Linked DNA regions of Homo sapiens: all the other regions are linked to region 1. The links are chromatin loops, found by intact Hi-C in ENCODE. Cell type or tissue: chondrocyte. All regions are shown on one strand.

The links. Peaks named below come from ENCODE experiments on the same cell type or tissue, not always from the same donor. Only the 100,000 strongest peaks of a DNase experiment are listed, where the experiment ranks them.
Region 2: a loop joins it to region 1, with 3.0 times the contacts of the local background. A loop is called at or near these places in 25 of 110 quality-filtered maps.
Region 3: it touches region 1 in a loop (4-fold over the local background); 16 of 110 quality-filtered maps call a loop at or near these places.
Region 4: it touches region 1 in a loop (6-fold over the local background); 21 of 110 quality-filtered maps call a loop at or near these places.
Region 5: a loop joins it to region 1, with 6 times the contacts of the local background. A loop is called at or near these places in 28 of 110 quality-filtered maps.
Region 6: it touches region 1 in a loop (3-fold over the local background); 3 of 110 quality-filtered maps call a loop at or near these places.

What each region holds. Positions count from the first base shown.
Region 1 is chr6:90,215,825-90,220,824 of GRCh38, forward strand. All of the region lies in intron 3 of BACH2 (BACH transcriptional regulator 2), which reads right to left. Among named protein-coding and RNA genes, the nearest start is that of BACH2, 79 kb to the right of the region's middle. RefSeq lists an enhancer at 1,885-2,543. In chondrocyte, no CTCF peak of the experiment used is centred here; DNase peaks (open chromatin) are centred at 2,687 and 2,807.
Region 2 is chr6:89,984,295-89,989,294 of GRCh38, forward strand. All of the region lies in intron 6 of BACH2 (BACH transcriptional regulator 2), which reads right to left. Among named protein-coding and RNA genes, the nearest start is that of GJA10, 92 kb to the left of the region's middle. In chondrocyte, a CTCF peak has its summit at 1,932; no DNase peak of the experiment used is centred here.
Region 3 is chr6:90,366,156-90,371,155 of GRCh38, forward strand. No RefSeq gene overlaps it. Among named protein-coding and RNA genes, the nearest start is that of MIR4464, 56 kb to the left of the region's middle. RefSeq lists an enhancer at 2,712-3,911. In chondrocyte, no CTCF peak of the experiment used is centred here; no DNase peak of the experiment used is centred here.
Region 4 is chr6:90,477,333-90,482,332 of GRCh38, forward strand. No RefSeq gene overlaps it. Among named protein-coding and RNA genes, the nearest start is that of MAP3K7, 110 kb to the right of the region's middle. RefSeq lists a silencer at 2,156-2,265. In chondrocyte, CTCF peaks have their summits at 2,183 (motif pointing left) and 2,384; a DNase peak (open chromatin) is centred at 2,109.
Region 5 is chr6:90,096,006-90,101,005 of GRCh38, forward strand. The region is part of intron 4 of BACH2 (BACH transcriptional regulator 2); the gene reads right to left. Among named protein-coding and RNA genes, the nearest start is that of BACH2, 200 kb to the right of the region's middle. In chondrocyte, a CTCF peak has its summit at 2,148; no DNase peak of the experiment used is centred here.
Region 6 is chr6:90,134,465-90,139,464 of GRCh38, forward strand. The region is part of intron 4 of BACH2 (BACH transcriptional regulator 2); the gene reads right to left. Among named protein-coding and RNA genes, the nearest start is that of BACH2, 160 kb to the right of the region's middle. In chondrocyte, no CTCF peak of the experiment used is centred here; no DNase peak of the experiment used is centred here.

The sequences.
Region 1 (5,000 bases):
CCAGGCCTTGAGAAACCTACCCTTAGCCAGAAGCAGCAGGTCCAGGCAGTTACCCCAAGGAAACAGGTCACCTTCCTTCCCAAGGCTGCATTTTCCACACCCAAGTCTGCCCTCAGTTCTGTGGAAAGGAATCTGCCTTCCATTAACTTTTCCATAATTTAGAACTGGATGACTGCACACTGATGTTTTAGTAGAATGAGAGAAGCAAAGACAGCAAGAAATGCAACAAGGGCACAACCACCTTAACACATCAGGGAGGTCTGCAGGGAGTCACTGCGTTCTCCGACAGCAAGCAGCCAAGAGAACAGCCACAGAAAGCAGTTCCAGCAGCTGACCCTGGGGTCCTCTCTGATCTCATTACAGCAGTTGACACTAGTCCTCACAAAACAAACAGAGGAAATTTATGCTTGCCTTAGCTGTGGAAAGCTCCACATTCCTTATTAACGAGAGTTTCAGCTTCTGAGACCACAGCCGCTGGAATGGGGAGGAGGTCAGCTGTGCTCCCAAGAAAGAACTGTGGCTGCTGCCTTGCCCTCTTTCTGGGGCTGGATATACAGGCAGCGAGCCTGGGGCCTAGGCTGTCTGCTCAGGTGACTGAGGGGAAGTTCCCTTTCTGCTAATGTCGACTTCCCTCGGCTCAGACGGTGGGGTCATTTCCTCTTAAACAGCACTGGGAAACTCACTGTAAGGGAGTCCTGAGGGGATCCACCTGCTAAGGTCGCAATTCCAAGAGAGAGGTTGTTCTGCATAACCATACTCAAAAGTACTCTTGCCTGCACCTTCAAAAACTTTACTTAACTTGGAATTCCAACTTAAAACATTATTTCATATCCTTTAATTCAATCTTAGAAGTAACTGAGCAGCCAGCTCATGACGTAAAGCGTGAGCTTCTAAACCAGAGTAAGAAATGTGGAGCAGAAGTTCTGAACCAGAGTGGTTTTGTCTCCCAGGGGACATCTGGCAATGCTGTAGACATTTTTGGTTGTCATGACCCGGGGGAGGGTGCTACTGGCATCTAGTGGGTGAGACCAATGATGCTACTGAAGATCCTACCACGTACAGGACACACCCCATAATAAAGTATTACTGGTCCAAAATGTCAATAGTGCTGAGATTGGGAAATCCTGACGGGGAGGGAACATTCAAGGATATGGGTAGACTTAAAATCATGCCAACTCATAATCACATTATAATAATGTGGCACCATGCAACTTGGGGTCCCCAAAATGTAAACAATTAACAACCATAAAAATTTACCAGTTCTCTCCTTGAGCGAAGTAAAAGCTGTAACTTACACAGAGTAAGACCATCAGAGTTGCCTGGAAGAAGTGGAACAGCTTCAGTGTTGGACTATGTTATCATCAATATCATCAGTGCCTTGTTTACTCCAGGTCAAGGTGTGATCTGAGTGTCTACTATCAAAATTCAGTGGTAGCTATTAACAGAAGGAGTTTATACGTGAAGTTCTATGGTCACTAAAACCGTCTAAATAACCTAAGAATATCTAGCTCTGGAAAAAACTGCAAAATGTTTCAACTTTTAAAATACCAACAAAATATGAGGAACAATGTTGATGTTGACCTACATTCTATCTAGGGTGGCTAAAAGAAATAGCTGCACAATAGGGTTCTAAATAAATGCAGAATTGAAGAAATGCATCATAACAAAGATAATCAGGGTGACTATTTTGAAATGCTCCCCATTTCTGTTTTTCTTTCTGTTTTCAAATATTCCCTCTCATCCACGCGGCATATTTTCATTACATTTGTTGTAAGAATGTACATTTAGATAATCTACTCACTATTCTTTTATGCATTCTTTTACTCCAGCCAAAAAGGGAAAAAGTCCCTATCCAAACAAAGCTAATGCATGTAAGCAAATTTGAAGGAAAAAAAGAATTTCATGAATGAGCGGGAGACAATTTTTTAATGGAATGTTTTAAAGGCTTGTGGTATAAACAGTAAACAAAATTGATTCACTAACATTAATACTGTTTGCCATGATGTGAGAGTTGGTCTTTTTTTTTAATGCCCCAGAAGCTAAAGGAAAATAAATACTGTGGTAGGGAAAAATAATACCTTACTTGGCATTTTGAAGTCATTGCTCAATCCTTCTTGAGCAAGAAAACCATAGTAATGACTTTGTTTTACCTACCGCAATTATGGTACACCTCGCAGCAATCCTTCACAATATTTTCCTCCCTCTGTTCAAGTCCTGCTAAATAATCTCTGGAAACCATTAACTAAGAGTACGGTTCCAATTTTCCTGTTCTCCCTCCTCTGCTGCCTCAGTGTCATGTTGGCGTCAGGACAAAGCAAACTTGTATGACATCACAGAGCAAACTCATTTTCTGTAAACCAGCCCCTTGGTAGTTTACCGCTACTGGAACCCAACGCTGTCAACAGTGTGGTCTTTGTTTGGTGGGTGTTGCTCTAAAAATTTTTTTAAAGTTTCCCAACACCTTCTTCTTTTAAACAGAGGCAAGCTGCTGGAGGCGCCGTCCTCGCCTGGCCCGCCCCACTCTGTAAACTAGACATTACCTTATACACAAATGACTCTAGGCATTCCTCAGTCTAGCTGCCTCACTGCAAAATTCCTATGCTCCTCAGCAGCAGGGCAGCGCACATTCCCCTGGCTTCCCCTCTTTCCTCTTCCCCCACCCTCCTCTTTTTCTTTTCTTTCTTTTTTTTTTTTTTAATTTCCACTGCCTCACTGTGTTTTTGTGTAAATGATCTCACATGACTCAACAAATCCATCTGCCTGAAGCAGGCCAAGTCTGGAGCCCTCCCAGGAGGGAGGAGAAGAATTGCTTTGTGGAAAGGACCTGGAGCTCTGCCCTTTCTCTGGCTCGAATTACCCGCCTGTCAGGCCTGACGGATTTGGCTAAAAATAAAAGGAAACGGGCCGTGAAAAGCAGATGAATGGGCTCAGCAGTTCCTTAGATAACACAGGCCTGCTGTTGCCCAAAGCTCCCCAAACAGAAACTTCAAATGCAGGGCCTCTGAGTCAGTGATGTGGCTTCCAGGTGAACGAGGCCTGTCAAATCCACTGGAGTTGGGGGACATGGCCTGGGCTGTGAATTTCGGTTTCCTTTCCGTGTGTGTGTGTGTGTGTGTGTGTGTGTGTGTGTGTGACACAGAGAGTGAGAGTGCACGCAAGAGAGATTGAGAGAGTGAGAGAACCAGTCTAGTATTAAAAGGTTCTCAGAAAACAGTAGACTTCAGTGGAGTGAAGGCTTGTAAAAAAAAGAAAAAAAATTGTTGTTTCCACTACAAAATTATCCTTCTCCCCACCTCCAACACCAGACATTTTCAGCCTCCCTATGATGTCACTTCTCTGTTTAGAGCCAGCAAAGAGCTAAAAGTCTTTCTTGTAAGTGTATGCCCAGCGCCTGCAGTGGGTATTAAGCACTTAGGTTGGCAATGTAATGACACACTGTAACAATCTGTAATATGAGGCAGTCAGCAAAGCCCTGGCTCTGAAAGCTATTTCTCCCGACCATTAACCATATGTTTGGCTCCTCAGATAGCCAAGCGGGTGTTCCAGCTTACCATCTGGTTTCTATCCACACAAGCAACTGCAAAGCACAGGCTATGTCCCTCTGGAGCTGTGTGTTTCTTTTTCTCTCTCTTTTCCGCTCTTCTCTTCCCCTTTCCTCCTCCCAGCTCCTTTGGTTCCTTCTGCTAAAGAATTCTCTGCCATTCATCACGTACAAAGAAAACTTTACCTGACATGGCAGCGGCAGAGCCATTAAGAATGCACAGCTGTATTGTAAACACGCCAGAGGGCCATTTACCATCCGCGGAATCTGTACAAGTCGGGCTCTACCCCTTCCTCATCTACTGAGTGCTGACACTTGATCCAGCATGTTAAAAACAGGTACATTCTTGAGAGATCCAGGGGTTGCTGTGGTGCCCTTCATACTCACTTCATATTCTGGGAGTGGGGCTTTAAAACACATACACACACACACACACACACACACACACACGCTCCCGAAGTTTGCCTCTGCATTCAATCTGCCTGACGTCAGTCTCACACAGGATGACATACCACCACTGCAAATAACCAACTTAACTACAGGTTTTGATTCTTTTTTCTGCACTAAGGGTTTGATCCCAAGTGTGTATTTTTCTGAGTTTTTTTTTTTCCGCCTAAACAGCCCACATTGAAAGAGATGACACTTCAGAAGAATAAGAACATGCAGCCGCTTGTAACAAATTGACAACCTGCAAAACTTATGCTTATTTACATCTGCACTTTTTAATAGTACACAGCAATGAAATGGAACCTACTATCAGAATTTATAGAATTTTTTCACAATGTTTCCAAAGTATTTACCCCAGAGTTTCTCCGCTACAGGATTTAAGGTCCTTTATAACTCTATACATTTTTAAATGTATGAAGGAAGATGTATTTGATATATAGAAATTAGGTCACTTTTCTTCCTGTCCCCCTAAGAATAAGGTCTGCATTAGCAGCCCATTTTACCGAATTAGGAAATTAAAGTTAATTCTTTCCCACACACTGAAAAAAATAAGGGCTGGTTTCTAACATATCAAGAACAAAAGAAAGAATATCATTAAAAAGTGACTAACCAGAATGTCAGATTTTATCAATGTGGCAGAGCTACAGAGGATTTGTCAGGGGAGGACTGTTTATTCAGGCTAACAAGGGTGCCAGGAAGGCCACTACCTATGTAAACTTCTTAAACCCACAGCCCTTGTCAGTCCTCATTTCCATGATCTGAAATAGGTGTTGTGTTAGCTATTTCTATCAATAAGGGACATTAAAATTCTGCTGCATGTAGGTTTTTAGAGAGTGACAGAAAAGGAAATTTTTAATTTCAGAAGCCTTAGGAAAATTGTCCACAGATGATGGCGTCTATTAAATGCTGTTTGAGGTCTCAAAACCATAATACAAACTTTAAATTGCATTAGCTTGACTGCCAAGAAAAACAATAACAGCATAGTTAATAAAAAGAAAGAAAAATTAGCAAT
Region 2 (5,000 bases), 230 kb before region 1:
GAGAAAAGGAGGGAAGATATGGTCACAGAGAAACGAGAGGATTATTGTAAATTATCTAAATTAGTCCTAAACAAGTAATGCCACACAAAGCACTAGTAAGCTAGAATGTCATTCTCTACCCTCACCATAAAGAGGGCTACAGAAATAGGTGAGGAGGCTGGACAGATGCTTAGGGAATCCAAGCAGAAGAGCTAGGATATTTTGGAAAAAATATATCAGATAACCAAGAATAGGTGAGTGAAAGAAGCAGACACAAGTGTGTTCATCTACAGGTACTGAACCCTAAAAGCCTATTCCTATATTCTATACACAATTTAGGATAATAGGTGCTCCTGACAAGATGCCACTGTGGTTTTCTTTGAGTAGAGATTATACAAAACAGACAGGGCTGGTGGACTGAAAAAGTACTGAATTATGGTTTGTTTCCCAAACTACAGGTACTTAGGACCCACTGTTAGAATTGTAATATTTTCTCTAATTGCAACTCATTTTCTTCTTTAAATATAGTTTAAAAAGAAACTTGTCCTAAGCAATATCTGCAAAATCTCAAGTTTAACACACGAATCATACTTTCTGCAATACATATTAAGATAAACACAATTATTTTGAAAAAAATTCTCCATATACCACCTGAAGTCATTTCACTTTTAGGTTATGCTGTACATATTCCTATTCTGGGAAACACTGGGAACCCAAACAATTATCCTGGCTGAGTCCTCGGGCAGGAGACATTTGGCCGTGCCTTTCCTATTTTCCAGGGATAGGACTGTGAGTTACTTCCGTGTGGTGGGCGGTGGGTGCTTGCAGGGGTGAAGTACTAACAGGTAGCAAAGTGTTGGAGACACGAAGCATTAATCATCAGTCAACAACAGCAGTGGCAGCACTGCTATCTTTCCTGGGGCTAGTGAGAATTAACGGATTAATGTTTAGGAGAGCACAGAAGTTTCCAAGCATCTACTGTGGTTCTCAATCCTTTGCAGGGAAGTAAACAACTGAGGTGGCCACCTGGGATTCTCATCTGCTGGCGGGGCTGGTGGGAGTCTGGGTTTTGTGGGTGGCCTCAGGGGGCCCTGGCGGCAGCTTCCAGCCTCTGTGGTGACAGGCCATCTCCTCTCTGTCTAGTTCACAACTCCAGATGCTGTGGGGAGGTGGCAGCAGTCCAGTGGGGGCGGGACACTAAGATTCTCACATTAACAATGCACAGACATCCGTCCATCCGGCACTCCTGGGTCATGTCCCTGAGAGTGACACAGGGCTGCCCCTGGGGCAGACACATGAGATCATCTGAACTGGTTAGCTCCAGAGGGCCTCAGCTGGGCAGGGGCTCTGCAGCTTTTGTCAGAGGCTGTTTCCCTGCAAAATGGGGGGAAAATCGGAATACTCAAACAAAGGGGATTTCTGTAACTCTTCTGCCATTTTTCTCTCACCTTTTCTGTGTAGCTGAGCTCTTAGGAAACTGGTGTTAAAGCAGTTCAGTGAGAAGCAAGGCAACTGAAAGCCCCTTCCAACAGCTGCCAATGGTTGTGGACGAGCAGGCAGACACCAGGGCTAGGAGGAAGGGAGCCAACAATCACTCCACAGTGGCATTTTTCAGGACTCAGTCATTTCTGATGCTGGAAAGAAGCTTGAGAAACCAAAGTACAGCTGTGGGAAGACAGTGTGGGGCTGGAGGGATGCGGGTGTGGGCTGCTGCCCACGTGCTCCCTGGCCCTGTTATAGCCGGACTTGTAAGGCTTTCTTAAGCCTTGCATCTGAGAAAGGCAGAGACCAGAGAATGGAAAGACAAAGCTGGGGAGACTGATAGTGGCGGCGGCGAACTGAACTCAGCCCCCTGCCTGTGGAGGGGATGGGCTGTTAGTGCCTGGGCCATGGATGGGGGAGCTCTGTAAGGATGGCTTTTTTCGGTATGTGTGTTAAAGTCTGAGTTTTTTTTTTTTTTTTCCTGTGGGGTTTACAAGCTCATTCCATTGTCCAGAATCCTTGTGGGCATATTTCTCCTAGGGACGCTGGCCCTGGATCGCTGGCCTTGCCTGAAAGAGGCTGCCTCCTACTGCGTTTTTGTTCAACTTGCTTTCTCTGTAATAGAGATTTGCAGCACTGTGGGCTTCAGGGATTCAAAGTTTTTGTTTTTTCCCTAATATCCAGCTTCCATTTCTGGTTTTTAATAATATCCCAATCTTTTCAGCCATTCTCCCAAGAATTGTAGTGAATGATTTTTTTAAAGTTTTCTTTTAATTTTTATAATGAATACACATAATGGAGCATTCTTTTCTCTGACATTTTCCCTGTCACTAAATTTGAATGTTTAGGTGGCACTTAAAAAACCTTTCCACCCGCTCTCTGAATGTTCTGATGCTCTTGGTGAGTAAAACAAAGTCTTTCAACACCACCTCCATCTGAATTGTATACTTGATCTTTCTGAGCTTGGCAAACAAACCATCACCCACTCAGAACCTAGACAGGAAAGTGGCAGATGATTCAAGCTTCATTAGGAACAAGTCATGCCAAAATAACTTCATTTCTGGTTTTGATGGGATTACAGCTCAGAGAATGCAGCAGAAATAGCATCCCAGGATTTCAGTATGTCAGCTGACATCTTTAGGTCACTCTTTGAATGATACGAAAAAATGAGGTCTGGAGACAGTAAAATTGAGCAATGAGTAGCTGCTTGATGGATCAATGTTAACTGCAGCTCAAAGAGAAGTGTCTGGTGATGTGACCCAGCCTTCCGTCGCCTACTCTGTCACACTTAACTTGTCTCTCTGTCTTAGAAAAGATGTGAGTGGCAACTGGTGAGCTACTCCAGGAGATAGAATCAGGATCCCAAATGATGACCCAGGCTGATATTATGTGTTAAATGCAGAAAGATTTAACAAAAATAGATGTCAAATCCTGTATCAGGATTAAAAAAATCAACTTTGTAAGAAGAGGATGGGAGAGTCCTGGCTTAAGGAGTTGGGTCAGTATGGTGACACAGGTGACAGGAAACTTACCCTGATGATCCTGAACTACACTGAAAGATGTGTGATGCAGAAAGCGAGTCACGCCTCTGCTCTGCTCTTTACCACTCAAATCAGATGGAGGCTGTCGAACTTAGTCCTGGCTGTGTGTGAGGGATCACACTGATCACTGAGTCCATGCCCCAGGTGGCATGTGGAATGGCAGAAGTACATTAAACACTGAGAAAGGCAGACTCATGGGCACCCTATAAGAGTTGCCTTCAGAGAGCTAACAGGCTACCATGTAAAGATGAGATTAGATTTGTTCTCTTTCATGCCAGAGGGTGTAAACGGGATCATGAGTGAAATTTTAAGGAAGATAGATTTCTGCCACAAATAAGGAAGAACTTGCTAGTAGTCACGGTTGTATAAAATGGAGGAAGGAGCTCTCTTCAGTGGTGGTGAGCTCCCCATTGTTGCATGTGTTCAAGCAGAGGCTGAAGAGGTACCTATGCCATTATTATAAAAAAAAAATTCCAAATTGGATGGGGCCTGGACTCTAACATGCCTTATTTTTTAACCTCCAATCCTTGATGCTTCTCCCCTTATAGCACAACAGCCCAACACGTGTTATGGTTCTTAGTATTCCCTCAGCATAAAGTTGACCAGGAAGAAAGACAAGGTTGATAGTATTTTCATTTACTCTGGATACCACTAGCAAAACAAAGAGAGCTCTCTTGAACTTCTCCAAGTCTCCTATAAGTCTATGAATGACACCTACTTCGATCTACTTCAGTTTGGAATGCTGGCCTAGTCCAACCAGTTTGCTGAGATCATGAACAATTTGCAGGAAACACAGGGAGCATTGATAGGATGAAATAGAAGGCAGTATTTTAAAAAAATCAAGTCAATAATTTCTTATGTAAGTTTTCAAAGACCATCATTCCTATTCAACACAAATCCATCTGTACTGTTGCAGAAGCTTGAAATTAAATAAATGTTGACCACAGCAGTCTGAATTTCATCACATTTATACAGCATTTTTCCAGGCATGAGTTTCCCTCACTGAAAAATAAGCTTTTTCTACTTAGGCCTATCAGGTGAGCAAGGGTAGTCAGTCACACAGACCCACAGTTTTGTTTGAATGGACAGCAGCCTGCCCCATCTTGTATTTTCTTGGGCTTGACATAATAACTGAGCCATCAAAAAAGTTATAAATATTGTACACACCCTGCCATTCTATACACCCTAAAATGGCAGGAGAAAATAGCTCAAAGCCTTTCCTCCTTAATAGCTCCTTAGACAGGTTTTAGGACAGAACCGGGTAATCTCAGAATCTTTGCTAACAAATGGAAAAGAAAGCAGAAGATCTGACTACAAGTAGAAGAGTTGGAGGACGCAAGACAATGAAATAAGGAGAGGAGGGTGAAGAACATACTCTAAAAGATGGCTGCAAGTACTGGCATTTACTCATGGTCGATATCCAATACATATCTATTATTTATCAAGACTGGGCAAAAATTAGGAAAGAAAATCGTTTCTTATGAGCAACTGGAGGCAAAGGCAAAAAAGAAGTTCATGCAATGATGGGACTGCCTAACTCCTGGAGGTCCCCTGTCTAGAGCTCCTGTTTAGCCATCTGTTTTCTGTGACAATGGTTAGCACCTGACTCTGGGTTAAAATTTTTTGGGTAGTTCCCTCAGGTCTGCAACCTTGATTTAATTACCAAATCTAGGTCGAACTCTAGACACAAATTTGAGGTGAACAATCGAACCAAGGTGTCATGCTGTGCATTGAGCAGTGGAAGGACCTTCTCTTGACCTCTCATGGCCCCTGATCACAGATGGCTGTGCTGGCACAGAGCATGTCCCTCCAGTTCTCCAAGATGGAGCAAGAAAGAAGGCCCTGTATGCTAAGACAATCATACTCTTTTCACAAATATTTCATGTGACCTAGAAATGTACACAGTTTGGTAGTGTTAAATATATTCACACTATTGTAAAACAAATCTCCAGAACCTTTTCATCTTGGAAATCTGAAAATCTATACCCATTAAACAAC
Region 3 (5,000 bases), 150 kb after region 1:
GCCTAAGGTCAAACACCAAATGAGTGCCGTTCTTCATTCTGTAATAGAGCTTCTTTTACATTGTATACATTTAAGGAATATAACATGATATTTTGAAATACATATACATAGTAAAATCATATCTACAGTCAAGCTAATTTACATATCTTTCACCTGACATTGTTACCTTTTTAATGGTAAGAGCATCTAAAATCTAAACTTTTAGCACATTTTTCATATTCAATGCAATATTACTAATTATAGTTCTCATGCCGCATATTAGATCTCTAGACTTATTCATCCTATGTAACAACAACTTTGCACCCTTTGGCCTACATTTTGGTCCACATTTCCCCAATTCCTCCTTCGCCCCTCTATGCACCCAGTGACCCCTATTCACTCTGTTTATACGTATTTCACTTTTTTTTAGATTCCACATGTAAGTGAGATCATGTAGTATTTTTCTCTTTGTGTTTGGCTTACTTCACTTAGCATAATGTCCTCCAGGTTCATCCATGTTGTCACAAATGGTAGAATATCCTACATTTCAGGGCTGAATAATATTCCATTCTCTCTCCCTCTCTCTCTCTCTCTCTCTCTCTCTCTCTATATATATATATATATATATATAGATATAGATATATACACACACACACTATATATATACACACACATATATATACACATATATATATACAACATATATATATATACACACACACAACCAGCCGATATAAGAACTCATTCCTTCAATAGGCACTCTCTCTCTCTCCCTCTCTCATATATATATATGAATGGATAAAGAAGAAATTGTGTTTTTATATATGTATAAGTTCCACTTATACCTATACATACCTCTCTCTATATATACACCTCTCTCTATATATATGTGTATCTATACCTCTCTCTCTATATATATTCATATATGTTCTCTATATGTACATATATATAGAGAGAGGTGTATATATATATACCTTCTTCTTAAAGAAGAAATTGTGAGAGAGATATATAATATATATATCGTATATGTATAAAGTATATATATATATATACACCTCTATATATATATCTATACCTCTCTATATATACATATATGTATGCATACATATATACGTATATATTCATATATACGTATATATGTATGCATACATATATGCATATATATTCATATATATTCAGCTCCTTTGCCCATTTTTAAATTTGGTTTTTTTTTTTTTTTTGCTATTGAGTCATGTGAGTTCCCTCTATATTTTAATTATCAATGCCTTATCAGATGTATGGTTGGCAAATATTTTCTCCTAAATCTGTAGGCTGTCTTTTCATTTTGCCAATTGTTCACTGTGCAGAAGCTTTTTAGTCTGATGTAGTCTCAGTTGTTCATTGTTGCTTTTGTTGCCTGAGCTTTTGTTATGATATCCAAAACTCATTGCCAAGGCCAATCTCAAGGAGCTTTCCTCCTACACTTTCTTCTAGGAGTTTTATGGTATCAGGGCTTATGTTTAGGTCTTTAATTTTGAATTGATTTTTTTGCATATGGTGTAAGATAAGGATCCAGTTGCATTCTTTGGCATGTGAAGATCCAGTTTTCCCAGCACCATTTATGGAAAAGACCAACATTTCCCCATTGCAACCTTTTGGTGGCCTTGTTGAAAATTGTTCTCACTATATATGGTTAGGCTTCCGTTCCATTGGTTTATGTGTCCACATGTTTTGATTACTATAGCTTTTTAACATAATTTGAAATCAGGAAGTGTGATGCCTCTCACTTTTTTTTTTTTCTTCAGATTGCTTTGGCTATTTGTGTTCTGTTGTGACATAACTTCTAAGAAGGGATTTGTATAAAATGTGTACAACACGTTATGGTTTATTAACTTTCTTTCACTGGCCTTGTTTAATTTTACTCTCACCTTATCTTTTTAGGGTTGGTGACATTATTCTGATTTTGCAGATGAGGAAACAGAAGCACAGAGACGTTTTGTGGCTTGCTTTGCTGTCCTTAGGCAGAGAGGAGTCTGATGGAGAGTTAACTATAGTATTCTCCGTGGCAGATGGCTGTGCCTCCTGTCCAGGGCAATTTGCCTTAGCAGGCTGGAGAACAAAGAGCACTGAGCCAAGAGTCCTTGGCCCCACCACCTTCCATATAACCTGAGGACTTCTGTTTCCTCAATATGGTTCTTGGGGTCGTTTTTAGGATGAATTGGGTTTTGTGAGAATTGTGTATTGCCATGCAAATATATGTTATGAATAATACCTTTGAACAGTCATTCTTCAGCTTATGGAAGCCTATCCATTTAAGGTAGAAACTTAAGATGTATCTTTCTCCTCCCTGTATTTGGTAAAGTTAGGAGCTAGGGCAGCATAGTTGAAATGAATTAAAAGAACTTTTTTTTCCATTTTTCTAATTTCTATTTCCATAATATAAGTACCCATTCATGGAAAAATAAAAATTAGGTAAGTGATAGAAATTACAAAGAAAGTTACAAATATTCAAAATGCTTCAGTCTACCAACCTTGAAGAATAAAATATTTTCCTATTCAAGAACAAAGAATCTTGTGGTTATGTTGATAGAGAAAATATCTTTAAGCCACACTTTTTAAAAGTCATGCAAAAATAAGCTCTGAGGTTTATTTGTTTTAGTGGGCTGTGCTCCACTGGCATCCTTCCTGGGAACATCATTCTTCTTTCCTTTTGTTTTCCCCTGAATTTTTGAGCATAGGTTTACAGTTTGAAGGGGGAAAAATATTTTCAGCTTACATTTACTGTTTTTTTTTTTTCAGTAATAAGACCACATAAGGTTGAGATCCAGGTATGAGAAAGCTTAATAAAACTTAATGTCTTGGTTCTTGATGACCAGCCAGTGCACATGCCACTAAGTAAGTGAGATTCATCCTCTAAGGATTCACAGTGAATCTTTAACCCTGCCCTTGAGAAAGTATTAAAGAAGATCCAGAGACGGGAGCAAAACAAAATACACAACCAGAGACACTGTGTGCTGTCAGCAGCAGGCATGTACTGGTCAAGGAATTAGATGACTCAAGGTGGTGACTCATTCAGCAACTATGTAGTGTTTGCGGTTGAAGAGAAACCTTGGCCAGAGAATGACTAAAATCTATTGGCAGCGTCTTTAAAAGAATCATGACTGGGCCTACACCAGCGAATACGCAAGTGTGCTTTTTTTCTTCGTCTTTTACTAATTCAAGACTGAGAGTAAGAAAACACCATCCTTGTTGACGCCCACTATTACAGCATGCTCTCCAGGGCATTCCCAGCAACTACGCTCAGTGAGACTGAGTCCAGATACTTATCTCTGTGTTTGGACGTGGTCATATGTGTGCATGTTTGTAGTTAGTAGGATGAACAAGTCAGACTTATACAAATTGTTAGAGGCACTTGTTCTTGATAATTAAAAAAAAAAAGCCAAGAGAAAGTTTCCAAATTTAGTTATTGTATTAGTTTCCTGGGGGCTGCCATAACAAAATACTACAAACTGAATGGCTTAAACAACAGAAATGTATTCCCTGGCAGTTCTGGAGGCTGGAAGTCTGAGATCCAGGCGTCAGCAGCGTTGGTTCCTTCTGAGGTCTGTGAGAAAGAATTCGTTCTGTGCCTCCCCCTGAGCTTCTTGGTGGTTTGCTGGAGGTCCTTGGCATTCCTTGGCTTGTAGAAGCACCGTTGTGTTCTTTATCTTCACCTCCACATGGCGTTCTCCCTGTGTGTCTCTGTCTCCAAATTTCCTCCTTTTAGAAGAAACCAGTCACATTGGATGAGGGGCCCACTCTGCTCCAGTATGGCCTCATGTTAACTAATTGTACCTGCAATGCTCCTATTTCCAAATAAGGTCACATTTCTGAGGTCCTGGCAGTTAGGACTCCAACATAAGAATGGACAGGAGGGGGACAGAATTCAACCCATCGCCTTCTCCATATCAGCCAGAGCTAATTTATTACAAAACTAGTGGATCCATTTGAAATTTTGTGCTAATCAATGTTAGTCTCTTTTTTAAGTCCAGAAGAAAATTTCAGTTTTAAAAAAGTTTGAATATATTTCATATTAGAAGGAGTAACTATTTAAAAATAATAGAGACTCACTAGCCTAAAACAAAGTAGTTAACCAAACAATTTATTAATCATCTGGGTATAATGCCATGTAAATACATTTGCATTTATGAATGCAAATGCCACACAAGCATGCCATCATTAACAGTGCAAAACATGAAATTTTAACAAAATTGTTGGACTAGAAGGTAAATTTGGTATCTAAAATTTTAAGACTCAGTTTAGCTTTTGAGGTTGCTCAAAGAGCTTGTTTTTCTTTTTGACATCAATCCTTGTAAAGGGAGCATGCACGTGGTTGAGCACAGCTATGTATACCCACACCCCTGTGAGTGCAGTGTACATATCTCTATCTGTGCTGTTTACAACATTTAAAAGTTCCTCGTGTGAATCAGAATGAACCTAGGCAATAAAGGTTCACTTGAGTCACTGAAGTCAAAGAATAAGATGAGCAGAAAGGATGGCTCCACAGGAAATGGAGTTCTGGGTTAGTTCTGGGTACTAGGGAGGTGTCAGCCTTGTGGACTGAAGCTCTTTATCTCTGACTCCAGCTACAAAAGAAGAGCATATTGGCCTTGAAGGTATAATTGATCAGCTGATGTAAGAACTCATTCCTTTAATAGGGACTCATTTCTATCCATCCATGAGCTTTGCACATCCATGTATGAAGTTATTGCCTTTCTCCTGGTTGGATTAGAGGCTTAGTAAGGGAGAGTCAGCATTCTTGGGACATTCACTGTGTGAGATCACTGGAGCAAGTGAGTTTAAGCACTAAAGGTAAGATTCTGATCTCTCTTTTTGGGGACTTCTTTTGCTAGGGCCTGGGTTCTAAAGTTTACTATAGCTATAAACCAATATTGTGCTAATGTTTCTTACAAGAAGATGAATTTTGAGCAAACTCATTCATTAACATCATGTTTATCCTTTTATTGTTAGTTATAATCATTTGTCACTTTAAGGTCTTTTTA
Region 4 (5,000 bases), 260 kb after region 1:
TGGAATAATTGCTTGAGTACAATTCGAGACCAGTCATAGTGAGACCCCATCTCTACAAAAAAGAAAAAATTAGCCAGGTGTGGTGGCACACACCTGTAGGCCCAGCTTCTTGGGAGGCTGAGGTGGGAGGATTGATTGAGCCTGGAGGTTGTGGCTGCAGTGAGCCGTGATCACACTGCGTGGGCAACAAAACAAGACTCTGGGCATTCCAGCTTGGGCAACGAAATGACACCCTGCCTTAAAAAAAGAAAAAGAAAACGAAAACAGGAGAGAGCCATTGGCTTGCCAAGTTTTTATCTTGCCAGGGGACATCATTAGATATAAATCAACTTCCATTCCTCCCTAAGAGAAACATTTTAGTCATGAAGAAATAGGAAGGACAGAATCTCAAAACAAGAAATTATCTTGTAAATCTCAAAGTAGCTTTATGAAAAACTTACCACATTGTTCTTTTGTGCTCATTTTGATGCAGACCAGTGAAAGAATCATCATGAACAAGCATTTGGGAAATAAACCTAGAGGAAGATTTATAATTCCAGGTTGTGTTTCCATGAGTGGAATTAAGATAATCGATCTTGCACTATGTTATCTTCAAAATGAATCTAAGAGCTAAGTAAAGTTTCAATCCAGAGACACAAAGAAGAAACAGGGGTTGACATTTGATAAAACTCATGCTATAGTCTGAATGTCCCCCAAATTCATGTGTTGAAACTTAATCTGCACTGCATTGTCTTAAGAGGTGGGGCCTTTGGGAAGTGTTTAAGTAGTGAGGGCTCCACCCTCATGAAGGGTTTAGTGCCTTGTAAGAGGGTTGGAAGGAGCCAGCTTAGACTCCTCTGTTGCTCTTCCACCAGGTGACAACACCTAGATGGCCTCATCTATGAGGAAGGAATGAGCCTTCATCAGACACTGAACCTGCCAGCACCTTGATCTTGGACTTCCTAACCTCCAGAACTGGGAGAAATAAATTCCTTTTCTTTATAAATTACCCAGTCTCAGGTATTTTGTTATAGCAGCCGAAATGGACTAGGACACTCACTAAGATGAGGCAAGCACACAGGAATCGCTGCATATGTACTGGGTGTGTTGCTGAGCCACCCCTCCCCCCGCTTCATCTGGGCCATCTCAGCCTTCTGTTTGTCAGGAACAAAACTGATGATTGCTAAGCCTCCTTGGCCCTAGGGATGGGGCTGTTGAGCTGAACCTCCGCTGAACCAGGCCTGTAGGAACTGCATTCAGGTCCCAGGCTGGTAGGGAGGGTCAGCTCAGGCTCTCCCTCCTGCCATCTTGCTTGACCTCACCAAAGAATTCTGAACCAGAACATGGGTGTGCAACCTTCTGTGGCAGAGATGGGAGAAGTGAGATGCTATGCCCTGTTAAACAATGTGCTAAACACTAATATCACGAGTCAAATTCTAACTTTCAATTAGAGAGCCCTGATTTCAAATTCTGGGGCTTGGGCAAGTCACTTCACCTTTCTAATATTCAGCCTTCTTGTTTGAAAATAGGGCCATTCGTAACACCTACCTCTCATAGCCATTGTGAGATTAAATGAGGTAATCTACATAAAGTATATAATGTAGCACTTACTGTGTGTTCAATGTGCATTAACTAATATTAATAACATTGGTGCAGGGTGCTCCTTTCTAGAGGCAAGCAGGCTGGATGATCCTAAAAGATGCTTTGAGATGCGTGCTAAACATCATGTTTTGGAAGAAATTTGCTGCCAGTAAATCCCTACCTCTGAGTCTCTGGTTTCGTTTTAACAGCTCGTACTCTACAGGTGGTCACAACGCGGAAGGGATTGGAGTGTTTGCAGCCTGGGGAGTTGCTTCTGTAGTTGAGGAGATCTGGAGTGTCGCCTTCTGGATCCGAGTGGCCCTGCTTATTCATAAGGATGGAAATGACTTGGTATTTAAACAGTGGGGAGTCCAGTTAAGCTCTTCTCTCATTGACTATATTCAAGATCCCATAGTAGGTATCTCCCCAGCAAAACTACACAGCCTCTGGTGAGGCTGGAGAGCACAGAGAAAACTCCAGATTACCAAACACACTGACAGTGACACCACACCCTGGAGCTGTGCGGTGACTCACCCTGCCTGGGTAGGAAAACTCTCCCGTCACTGCTGTGAGCAGGCAACGTTAAGGGGTCCTTGGAAGGCTGTGCTTGTACTGCCATCTAGTGGTTTAAAAAAGTACGGCTCGCTTTGGGAAGGGTCCTGGATCCCGTAGTCCGAGCTGTGCAGTCAATCACTAAGCACTAGCATCTTCCTCATGAAAATTTAGTAAGATGAATATTTTATTGAAAACTTGGCATGCTAATTTCCTAATTTAATTTCATCATTCCCCCCACAAAGCACTGAAAAGTTTGTGAGAGTCAAAATAGAGTGAAGAGCACCAGCCTAGGAGTTCGAAGGCTCCTTTGAGTGACAACTCCCAATATAACTTGGAGGAAGTGGCTTAAACCTTCTGTTTTCTCTAGGAAAAAAAATGGAAGTTAATTCCCCAAGTGTACCTCTCAGTAAATGGCTGGGAGGTTGAAATGTGGAGCCACTTGTTCTCCTCTTTCTAACATGCTGCTTCCCTGGCCCCATGTTCTCTGGCTTCTAAGCACACGTTCTTTGCATTTCTTTTTAATTTCTGAATTTCAGGGAAGTAGTCTTTATCTATGGAGACCCTTTGGTTTCGGAATGTGGGTTTTTCCCTTGAATCAACTGCCCCAAGAATATCAAACAACGCTTACATGGGCCTGTTCTCTGTGGGTGCTTTTCTCCTTGACATAGCAACAGTTACACCAGCTCTACCCCAAAATGTGCCAAGGTCTTGATACACAAAATTTGGGTGTTGTGTTGAAGTGATAGGTTCAAGATCCTAAGGGTCAATAGTCTGTAAACCTACTGTTAGGGAATTTTAAACTTCTCCAGTGTGGTGTGTGAGCGCAAAGGAGCATAGGACAGGAACTCCAAAGACCTTGGTCTACTCTCCAGTGCCCTTTGATTCTGGGCTCCTCACTTAACATCAGCACCTTCATCTGTAAAATGGGACTATATAATAAGAACTTGTCAGGATTGCTAAGGCGATCCAGTGAGGTAATGTTTGAGACAGTTATGTGTAAAGCAGAGAGGCCTGTACTGGTGTTAGTTACTGTCTTTATGATTGTTCCCTCATTTGGCACCTCTTCTATAGCAATTATGGTACTGGATTTGGGGTAACCACCACTACCTCAGGTTTACTAGGTGTATGTGTTTTTCCCTCCAAGATTTACTGTATTTAAACAATTGATGGATCCACCTACTGTCCTTATTTGAAGATGATGTAGTCACAGCCTATGTGGTTTTGTGAGCCAGCAAAGAATAGTTTAATGGTTCAATTAGCTCCTTGAGGAGATACATGGTGGTTGAGATATGCCAAATAAGCAGCATGCAACCTCTGTGGGGAGAAAAGAAGTCAGCCGACTTCTTGTGAAGACACAGCTTCCTGCAGAGCCAGATGTAGCTCGCGTTTTCCTCTTGCTTGTTCCCAATAGCAGTGCTCAGGGGGGATAAACTTTACTTAACCTAATTAATTTTAATCACAGCTTTCAAATCTCATACTGTGAAAAGAATTACAAATTGGAATACATTAATAGAAGCCATAGTTTATGCTGCAAGCTAATCATGAAATGTGCATTTACATTTTCTGCATGAGTTTGCAATTACCATTGAAATAAAATGCCGTTATGTCCTTTTAAATTACCAAAATGTGAAGAGCAGATTGAGCCAGGCCCATTTTTGTGCTACGTTACTACAGGAGTGTCTAAATTCCCAAGAATTAGATGGCTTCCTCCATCTGAGTTGCAGTGAGGAATGATTTCCTGTTGTCTGCTTTGGGCAATTTCCGTTTTTAAATAAAAATCTTTTAAACTGATTGTACAAATGTCTCACCCGCTTTAACGAGTAGTCCTTTAAATTTAGTACAGAGAAGAAATTTTATGTGTATGTAAAAATTATGTGTGTGTATACATACGTATATCTACATATGAATGATATATGCATGTAATTTTTCATTTAAGTTCCATGTAAGCTTTCATGGAGGTACACATGGAAGTAAATGCCAGCTGGTTCCTCAGAGGATCTGAGGCATTTAGAGGAAACACGGAGGGTATAAAAATAAAATTTTAATAAAGAATTAGCTCCCAAATTAGAATAGAATGGCGAGACGTCTGCAGAGTCCGCATGACTTCTATGTGTGGAGGACTTGGCAGTTTTGCCCCTCTTTCACACGCGTCATCTTGCTCGGTCCTCGCAGCAATGATCCTGAGGTGGGCAGCACAGGTGTGATTTGATTGTCTCCATTTTACAGATGAGGAGACTGAGAGCACATCAGTGAGGAGCAGAGTGGGTCTTTCAATTCCAGGCGGAGACTCTTTCGGCAGGGAGGCTCCCTCCATCTAGAAACACAATTTTTAAACTATCAGAACTCAGTAAGGAGGGACAAGTAGGGATAAGCAGTGACTGACCACCTGTTAACATCATCCTGATACCTAAATAAAAGTGATGTAAAACACCATGGGGTGAATGTGCCTTCATAATAAGTTATGCGGCTTTGGCTGGTTTGTTTGGCCACCTCGCTGGACTTACTCAGACTTTGGATTTTCAGAAATATTTTATATACAATTATGCCTGAGAATGTTCCTAGCATACTGCTGACTGGTTGTTAAGCATGTGCAGAAATAGCATCCCACAACAACAATGTGAGGAAGGGAAGGTAATATCTTTTCCTCACTCATGGAATGAGGGCCTTCGGACCTACTTCAGAGGAAGGTCAGAGAATTCTTTCATGGCCTGCTTCAGGGGAGAATGGCAGGAAAAGGTCAAAGAGACCTTCCTGCTTCTGTTTTCTTAAATGCTGAGGTGCTATGTATTGCGGTAGCATGTCTTGAGCCTCATCATCATCAACAACAACCACCACAACAACAATAATAGTAAATAGCAGCTACCAAGTGTTGATTGCTTACTATG
Region 5 (5,000 bases), 120 kb before region 1:
CACTGCCTTCCTCTACAATGTGGGGAGACTACATCCTTCTTCTGCGAAGGAAACATGACCACTTTCCCATGTGCCACCAGTAAAACATGAAAGTAAACTGACAAGGCTGCAGGTCCCACAGCAATTTAACTATTTGTATGAAGAGTTTTAGTGCTAAAATGGTTATAGTTCATGAAGCATAATTTCTTACTTGTTATATATTTCAGTGTCGTTTCTGTCCCTTGACTATGCAAAGCCCTTGCCTGGCCTTGCCACCTGCTTCTCTCTCTGCCTAGAATTCCCTCCCACAACCCTTAGCCATGCTGGTTACTTCTCCTTCACTAGGTCTAGTTCAAATATGTCACTTGCAGAGACACTGTCCTTAATGTGCTCTGTCCTCTCCCAAACAGCTAGGCATTGCCCTGCTTGTTTCCATCAAGGGATAACCAAAATCCACATGTTTATTTACTGTATAATTACCTATCTTCTCTCTTGGTCCATGTAAGACCCACAGCAGCAGGGACCTAGCTTCTCTTGCTAACCATTGATACCTGACACTTGGAATAGTGCCTGGCACAAACTTGAATGAATGGCTACACCAATACATGAATGAAGATCAGTGTTTGCAGAGTACAGTGACAGGTACACATAGAGGAACCAGAGGAGAGACATTGCCCTGGGGATCTGCCTTTGCCAGCCCTCGAGTCCTAGGCCAGAGTTCATCTGCTCTCAGCTTGAACCCTGCCTGGAGACTGAGCATACACCTGCACTTGGCCCTTGGCCCTCTTCTCCTGCTGCACCTCCTGACATAGCCTCTTCTTCCCCAACAGAGGCTCTTCCTCACACGATGAGCTCAGCTTCTCTCCCTGGATCTAATCTCTACATTCCCACCACCATCCACCTCGTATAAAAATCAATCGTGCTTACTTCTCCTGTGGTCACATACCCTTCAGATAATCTGGGGCCACGGCCTTGGGTTCCATCACACCCATAACCATGTGGCACTGTCAGGGCTGACTCCTGGCTTGTTGCATGCATCCCTAGTCCAGCCTGACATCCAGCACCAGGCTCTTTCCCAGCCTTCTGTCCTGAGCCACCTCACTTCTTTCTCCTGTCTGCCCTCTCTTCCCAGGTCCAAGCTCATGGATGACTCTTGGCAGGCTGGGGAAGAGAAAGAATGTGGAACAGAGGAGAGAGAAAGTCAGAAGCAGCAAAAGCTGCTGTGTGTCCACATGGGAAGCCCGTGGACTACATCTGTCCACGAGAATTTTCATAGTGTTCTATAGATTTTTTTTAAAAATAGTGAGTTTAAACTATGGATCAGCAGAGCTGAAAGGGACCTTGGAGATCACTGAGTCCCACTGTCTCACTGTACTGTTGAAAAACCAACATGTGAGTAATGGACCGAGGAGGAAGAAGGCAGCATTTGTGGAGGGCTTAACATCTGCTTTGGGATATAGGGTCCCAGGTCCCATAGCCAGTGAGTGGCAGAGTGGGGACCATGCAATGCTTAAATGAGCACTTCTACCCCATACACACTTTGCCCTACGACTTACATATTCATACCACGTGTGGGAAAGGGTGTGGCATTTACCACATAAAGATACTTGGAATTCTTGCCTCAAAGGGTAAGTGGGTTTTCCTTCTGTATTAGCCGATATACTTTTTAAAAATTATGGTAAAATATCCAAAACGTACAATTTACCACTTTAATCATTTTTAAGTATACGGTTCAGTGGCACCAAGTACATTTGTTTCGTTGTACAGCCTTCACCACTATCCATCCAATACATTTTTAAAGTGAGTATTTTCTAAAACTATACATCCAAAACAAGAGTGAAGGAAACAAAAAAGAAGTAGAAAGAAAAGACAGGTAGAAAATAAACTTTTGGGCATGCATTTCAGCTGACAAAAACCTTTCATACGAATTAGCTTCTCTGTGACATATTCATTATTTTCCTAGTAATGAAACGGGAACTGTGAGACACCATGTGAAAAGGCGGCTTTTATTGTTTCTCTAGGTTCTATACTAGCTGTATCCGCTTACAAAAATGTTATACAACCCAGTACATCACAGCCTTCCACGCCTCCTCCATAAAAGGACAAGTAAAATAGTATTTCTTGGAAAGACAGGCATTTACCAATGCACTGCATCTAGATGGAGCTGTCTCCATCATTCTAGTCTGTTTCTAAACAGGGTTTTAAAGTCTTGGCACAGAACACAAAGAATGTCCCTTAGCTATTCAGCATTTAGTTCAGCTCCACAATATATTTAGCAAGATTTCTTTGCCCCCCCCGCAACCCCCACCCTTCCCTTCTTGGTTTAATGACCTCAAATGTACCAACATCCTGTCTTACCTAATCCCCTAACAAGTTCTATCAAATGCCAGGACAGAATCAGACAGCACTGCAGGCTGTGAGATCATTCACTAAGAATTCATTTTTATTCCAAAAATTAGGAGTGCCAGACCATTTAACACAATCTATCACACAGCCAGAAAATTAGCCTAGCGCTTTAAGAGAAACATTTAAATAACTTTTAAATATCTTCTTCCTGACATAGATTCTTTAAAAACCTGAAGACTCTCTCCCCAGAACCAGACGCATAGACACAAAACATTTCCACATGATAGCAAGAGCTCAAGGACCCTTTGAAGACGATGTAGGCCCCCTAAGAATCCATAAACCTCAGGTTAAAATCTCTTGTAAAAGAACTCCAGTACTTCTCTTTGTCTACAAGCCCCTGTACTGGATCCTGATCCATGGAGCATCCAGGGTAACTTCTTCTGGGGCCACTTTTGTCTCTGGATGAGAAACGACTTGTTTCAGCTTCCGGAACACCCCTACGTGGCTTCTGGTCCAACTGACTGTCAACACGGCTAGGCCTCTCCCCAATTCAGCTGGCTACTCTGGGAACGTTCATTTCTCTTACTGGTCCATGACATGCTGGCTCTACCCCAGTGTTAGGTTTTGCTTTTCAATTGGCAATCTTGGATCCTGTGGTCCCTTCTGTCTTCCTGTCACTTTCCTTGTGGTCCTTGTGGAACTTTTGTTTTAAAAATTAAACCTGTTTTTTTTTTCTTTATCATAAAAGCAACGGCCTCCCGTTTGCACTTAATTCCTTTGTTTTTTCTCCAAAAGCATACTTCAGCCTTCATACCTTTGTTCTTGGGAAGACTTTGCCCACCTCTCTAAGTGGCAGGTCGTGCCACTCTCTGTTCAGTTCGGGACAGGGTTTCTCCTCCAGGAGAAGTGTGGGGCAGTGAATTAGGAATAAGCCTAAAGTCAGAGAGACCCAGGTCTAGTCCCAACATAGCTGACTTTGGCCAAGCAATTTGAACAAAGGCTCAGTTTCCTGATGTGAACAAACAAGGAAGATTAAAGCCAACATATGCTTTTGTTTTATTTTTTTTAGACAGGGTCTTGCTCTGTCACCCAGGCTGGAGTACAGTGGCGTGATCATAGCTCACTGCATCCTCGAACTCTTGGGCTCAAGCGATCCTCCGGCCTCAGCCTCCTGAGTAGCTGGGACTACAGGTGTGTGCCCTTAAAACTGGCTATGTTTTTTGTTTTTGTTTTTTAAGGAAGACTAAGAGAGCTGATATGTTCACAGCTTCTGAAACACAGAAGGTATCTAGTAAATGGTGATGATCATTTCATTCCCTTCTAACTCTTCACATATGGGATTCAGCATACATTCTATATTTTAGAAGCAACTCCTGCTGCTTTCTATTAGGTGGCCAGGACCACTTACGTTTGGAGGCTTAGGCATTTTTTAACAGGTTTATTGAGATATAATCAGCATATCATACAATTCACACCTTTAAAATATACAATTCAATGTTTTTTAGTATATTCACAGAGTTGTGCGACCATCACCACTATCTAATATCAGAACATTTCCATCATCCAAAAAAGAAAACCTACACCCATAGTAGTTACTCTTCATTTCCTTTCCCCTTCAACCCTTGGCAACCACCAATCTACTTTCTGTCTCTGTGGATTTTCCTATTCTACACATTTTGTATAAATGGAATCATCTATTATGAGGCCTTTTGTGTCTAGCTTCTTTCACTTTACCATATTTTCAGGGTTCACACTTGATGTAGCAAATGTCAATATTTCATCCCTTTTTATGGCTGCATAATAATCAATTATATTCATCTACCACATCCTGTTTATCCATTTATATCAGTTGATGGATATTTGGATTGTTTCCACATTTTAGCTATTATGAATAATGCTGCCAAGAACATTTTTGTATGGTTAGACATATTTGGACATGTTTTCAATTTACTTGGATATATACCTGGAAGTGAAATCGCTAGGTAGGATGGTTAATTTTATGTGTTAATTTGGCTAAGTCACCATACCAAGACTTGTGGTCAAACATGTTTGGGTGTCGTTACAAAGGTGTTTTTTAGATGAGATTAACATTTACATCAGTAGTCTTTGAATAAAGCAGATTACTCTTCATGAGGTGGGCCTCATCCAATCAGTTGAAGGCCTTAAGAAAAAAGGCTGACCTCTCCCAGGAAGAAGGAATACTGACAGCAGACTCCCTTTGGACTCTAACTGCAACATCGATGCTTCTCTGGGTCTACAGCCTGCTGGCCTACCCTGCAAATTTTGAACTTGCTAGTCTCCTCAATCATGTAAGCCAATTCTTTAAAATAAATCTGTCCCTTTCCTCTCTCTCTCTACACACACACACACAGACACACACACACACACACACACACAGACACACACACACACACACACACCCTCTATTGGTTCTATTCTCTGCAGAACCCTAACTAATATACTGGGACAAATGGTAACTCTGTATTTAACATTTTGAGGAACTGTTTTCCAAAATGGCTGTAGCAGGACAATCCCACCAGCAATGTATAAGGGTTCCAATTTCTCCACATCCTCACCAACACTTATTACTGTCTTTTAGACTTTAACCATCCTAGTGGGGGTAAAGTGGTAACTCACTATAATTTTGATTTGCATTTCCCTAATGACCAATGATG
Region 6 (5,000 bases), 81 kb before region 1:
TCCTTCCTGGTCGGATGGGGTTAGTGAGGCAGGAGTAGCCTGGAGCACCTGGTAGAGCTGGAATCATGGGATGTATAGTTCAGGTGGTCAGGGGCCTATGGGCAAGTTTCACTGGGATGGTAATAATTATGCAGCAGAAACAGGCAGTGCATAGAATAATCTGAATGGTGACCATCTCCAGAATGGCAGCCTCCAGAGTGAGGCTTTTCACAGTGCCCAGTCTTCTTGACCAAAAGTCAGGGTATTTGCTAGAGGAGCTGGTATTTATGTCTAAATGGAGAGCTGTATGGTCTGGTTGAATTGAAGCCTTGTGCAAATAACTGGCATGTGCTTTGGTCAGGGCAGGTAGCCTCTGTGGGAGAGGGTCTGACAGGGCTGGGGCAATTCCTTCCCATCAACTTAGGAGGGTCATGCCTCCCTGTCTCTGGGGCCTTGAGTCTTTAACAGTTATTGAGATCTACATGGCAGATACAGGCAGAGCAGATGGCAGGAAACATGGGATGAACAGATCCAGCCTTAGCAGTGGCCCTGAGATTTATACTCCTGGAATAATTTTCAGTTGCCTCCTTGAGTAATTTTTCTCCTGCCCCAATGGAGTGATGACCGTGCAACAGTATCACCTCCCTGGCAGCATGCTAAAGCCATTTTCTTCCGAATGGAGAATGAAACTGAGGCAGCCTTGTCCTCCTTCTTCAAAGTAGTTTTCACATCCTACAAACATTTTCTGTACTTGTTGCTACCATTGTCCTCCCTCCTGACACAGCCAACTAAAACCTTATCTCTAGCTTCATCATAACATGTTCCCTCCTTGTTACCTACACCTTGCCATCTATCGCTCACATTTTGAGAATCTGCACCAAGACTTTAGATTATGATGCTTCTGCACCAGTAACCCTCGGCTACACTTCTCGCCTAAGTTTTACTGAATGCTTGACATTGATCAGAATTCTGTTCACAAACAACCTTTAAAGTAAAGCATTAGGCTGGGCACAGTAGCTCGCACCTGTAATCCCGGCACTTTGGGAAGCTGAGGTGGATGGATCGCTTGAGACCAGCCTAGGCAACAGGGCAAAACCCTGTCTCTACCCCAAAACACAAAAAATTAGCCAGGCATGGTGGTACACGCCTGTGGTCTCAGATACTCGAGAGCTGAGTAGGAGGACTGCTGGAGCCCAGGAGGTTGAGGCTACAGTGAGCTGTGATCATGCCACTGCACTCCAGCCTGGGCAACAGAGCAAGACTCCGTCTAATAAGAGCAGACCCTACTATGATCAAGATTACTAGGAGCCTTGTATTCTCTTTGCATTAGCCCTCCTCCCACTTATTTCCTCACTCACCAGACATTCACTGGGCACACATCATATGCTGACTCAGGTCTCATGGCTGGCGGAATGTGGATGATACACTGAGCCTCTATCATCGTCTCTGACCCTTTCCACTGCCGCCAGGTCTGTGGCCACCTCCACTGCTGTTTCTCAACTCTGCCACGGCCAGCTCATCATCCCTACTTCTTATCTTGGCTGCTTCTTGTTTTCTACTGCTCTGCCTCTTTCCTTCTTTCTCTTTTGTCACTTCACCCAAGCTTCCTGAATTTCTCCAAGGCCAGTTACCCTTCCTCAGACATCACCTAGCCACCAGGGTTCTCCTTCCTGTGATCAGTCAGTCCCACGAGCACAATCCTGTGCTGTGACTCTGCGCTGTTTTGTTGTTGCTCACTGCTACGGCTGAGTTTCTTTATCTCCAGAGATACCTACATAATTGACTTTCTTCTTCTTTTTATAAACTTCAGGGTCAGTTCTATTATGGATAAATAGGACTATTAACACTGGTGGCTGCTTTGTGAATGTAACATTATGGAAAGAGCCTGGTTTTGGAGTCAGAGAGATCTGATTTCAAATCCTTGCCAACTGCAGCAGTAGCTGCGGAATCTCTGACAAATCATTTAAGTTCTTCTCAGCCTCAGCTGCCACACTGGCAAAATGGGACTGATAATTATTACCTCATATGTTTATTTTGATAAGGATTCAATATATAAAATGCCTTACACATAGAAGGCACCCTAGAAACACCCCTCCCCTGGCCCACTATTTACCTTCTCCTTATAAATGTGATGCAGAAAATGGCTATAGTGAACTGTTAGGAAGGAGAGGGGATATCACCGGCAAAATTAAGCAAAGCTAATAATAATGAACAGATTAACTACAAATGCTACTTAATATTACCAGGGCTGGTGTATCATAAAATTGCACAGATTAAGATGAAAAAAAGGCAAAAATTAATTCCACAGGAGCAGCAAAAAGCAGTGGTCACCAAATGTGAACATAACAGCCAGGCCCTACAATAATGAGCACTAAACCATGCTATTTTTCTTTTCTTTCTTTTTTTTTTTTTAAATCCTACAAAGAAATAGGATACAAGGAAATTAGCATGTGAGAAAGACTTGGACTTATGTGAAGAAGCTAACAGATGTGCAAAAATCTAGACCAGATTCCCATTTCAAAAAGGAACTTGTAGAGTCACTGGACCCATCCTGACAGTGAGGCAGTCCTGGTAGCATGTCATGTCATCCTGTGACACTAGCACTGTGCACATACATAAAAAAAAATGTCTGTTCCAGTGAAGCCAGGAAGAGAACAGACGGCAAAGCCTGACACAGACAGAAAGAGGGACAGGCTTGTCTTGACTCCATCTGCCATTTTTAAACCCAAGACACAATAACACCTAAGGAATACTCACACTAACATTTCATTCAACAATCCCTCCACTGCATGTCACATGAAATAAGTTAGACAAGAGCAGTTCTGCCTAAAGTATATGCTATCTGAGAGGCATACTAGTTCTTTGCAAATACCTAAACAGAACTTTCAGATGTTTCTGCTGGAGTGAGAAAAAACATGTGCATTTGAGTGTAATGTGATGGTTTTCAACTGCTTAAAGAGGCCATAAATCTATTAGCTTGAACTTCAAAGAAACAAATTCTGAGAACATCAAAAATTAGGGTGGGGCAAGGAGAATTGGATCTAACTAGTTTCTCCGTTCTTTCCCAGAAAAACAATGAGAACCAAACCAGGCTCCAGTCTCTTTCTTCTCCCAATTTTTACTACTTGCCACACTTTTGAAAACATCTTCTACATACTTCTAGCTCTGGACAAACACATTCTTATTCAAGTTTGTGGTTAACTCCATGAGCTCATTTTTCTATGATTTGTTGGACATTTTTATGTGGCTTTTACGGAGAACAGTTTAAAGTGAATTATCTTTGAGAAGCCTGTGGGATTCTATAATTCTCTGGTGCTCTCCCCAACCAGGATGATTTATTCCAAGACAATTCTAAACCAAGAAGGAGGACTCGATGCCCAGACTTCTAATAAGATTCGGCTGCTGTCTTGCAAAGCCAGGCAGTGTGGGACAGCTGGATGAAGTGAGTGGGACTAGGCTTAGATTGACTCTGTGTGATCAGAGCAAGTGATTTCACCTCTTTGGGACTCTGGGTTTGCAACAATAAAACATAAGAAGTGGTGACAGCGATGACTTCGCAGATTCTCCCAGCCCTAATACTCTATGAGATCATGACTATTCTAATCATAAAACACACACACACACACACACACACACACACACACACAGTCTCTCTCTCTCTCCCTCTCTGATATGTTTTCTCATAACCAAAGGCTCATTCTAGATTTAATCAAAGATACAAATGGGAGAAACATGGACACGAACTGGACAGTGAGAGTCCATTTAAACCAGCAGGGAGGCTGGGCACGGTGGCTCACGCCTGTAATCCCAGCACTTTGGGAGGTCGAGGCGGGTGGATCACCCAAGGTCAGGAGTTCGAGACCAGTCTGGCCAACATGGTGAAGCCCCGTCTCTACTAAAAATACAAAAATTAGCCATGCGTGGTGGCGTGTGCCTGTAGTCTCACCTACTTGGTAGGCTGAGGCAGAAGAATCGCCTGTGGGAGGCAGAGGCTGTAGTCAGCTGAGATGGTGCCATTGCACTCCAGCCTGGGTGACAGAGTGAGATCCATCTCAAAAAAATAAATAAAAAATAAAATAAACCAGCAGGGGGATACAGACAAATCTAATAGTGGGTAGAAAAAGGATCCATGTAAGTCTTCTCCTTAAAAAAAAAATCATTGAAAAAAATCACTATAATAGCTTGGAGATGACAAGCCAATATGAATTACTGAGGCGAATTCATTAAATCCACCGAAGGACACATCCTAGGAGATAGAACATATTAAACTGAGAAGACATCTTCCAGGCCCACCTCTCCAGCTCTACCGATTTCTTGCCACTAAATAATAACTCCCAACAGCTCTATCAGGAATGGAAACAAACACAATGAGCTGGGGCATAGTAAACTCAATACCAAGACCCCACTTTAATGTCTGTATGTATGTATTAATTCACGTACCACATGGTTTTGTAACAAGAAAGCGGAATGGGAAGGAGACTGGGGTGAAGTTAAACCTGCGGGCCTCAAGTAGGACACATCAGAATGGGAGCCAGGTTCATCTTTTTGAAGGATTGTCCTTTCCGCCTCATCATCTTCCCGTACACATGCACTTTAGCAAGAAGAATAAACAGGATATGCCTACTTGACTTCCTTGTTTGCTCTCAGGGTGACTTCACTAAAAAAAAAGGCATCAAAGGCCTTTATGAATCCATCACCAGATTTTTAAAAAGTCTGTTTACAGTGATTCTATATGCCCATGGCTAAAATCTGGAATTTTTCTCTTTTTATCCTTTCTCCACCCTTTTCTTCTTTCTCTACGTCTTCTAGTCATCCTCTGCCATGTTCCTCATGATTATGTTTTATAATATTTAATGTTCCATGTAAAAAGTGGTGTGCCTTGAGCTGTTTGCTGGAAGAGCCAGACAGACCTAACACGTGATCATAATTTAGTAAGAAAAGTGAGGGAGAAGGTGGGGAAAGGTCCCCTGCAGGCTGTGTGCATGCACAGTGACTGGCTCCCTGAAGACACTCAAGCTGAC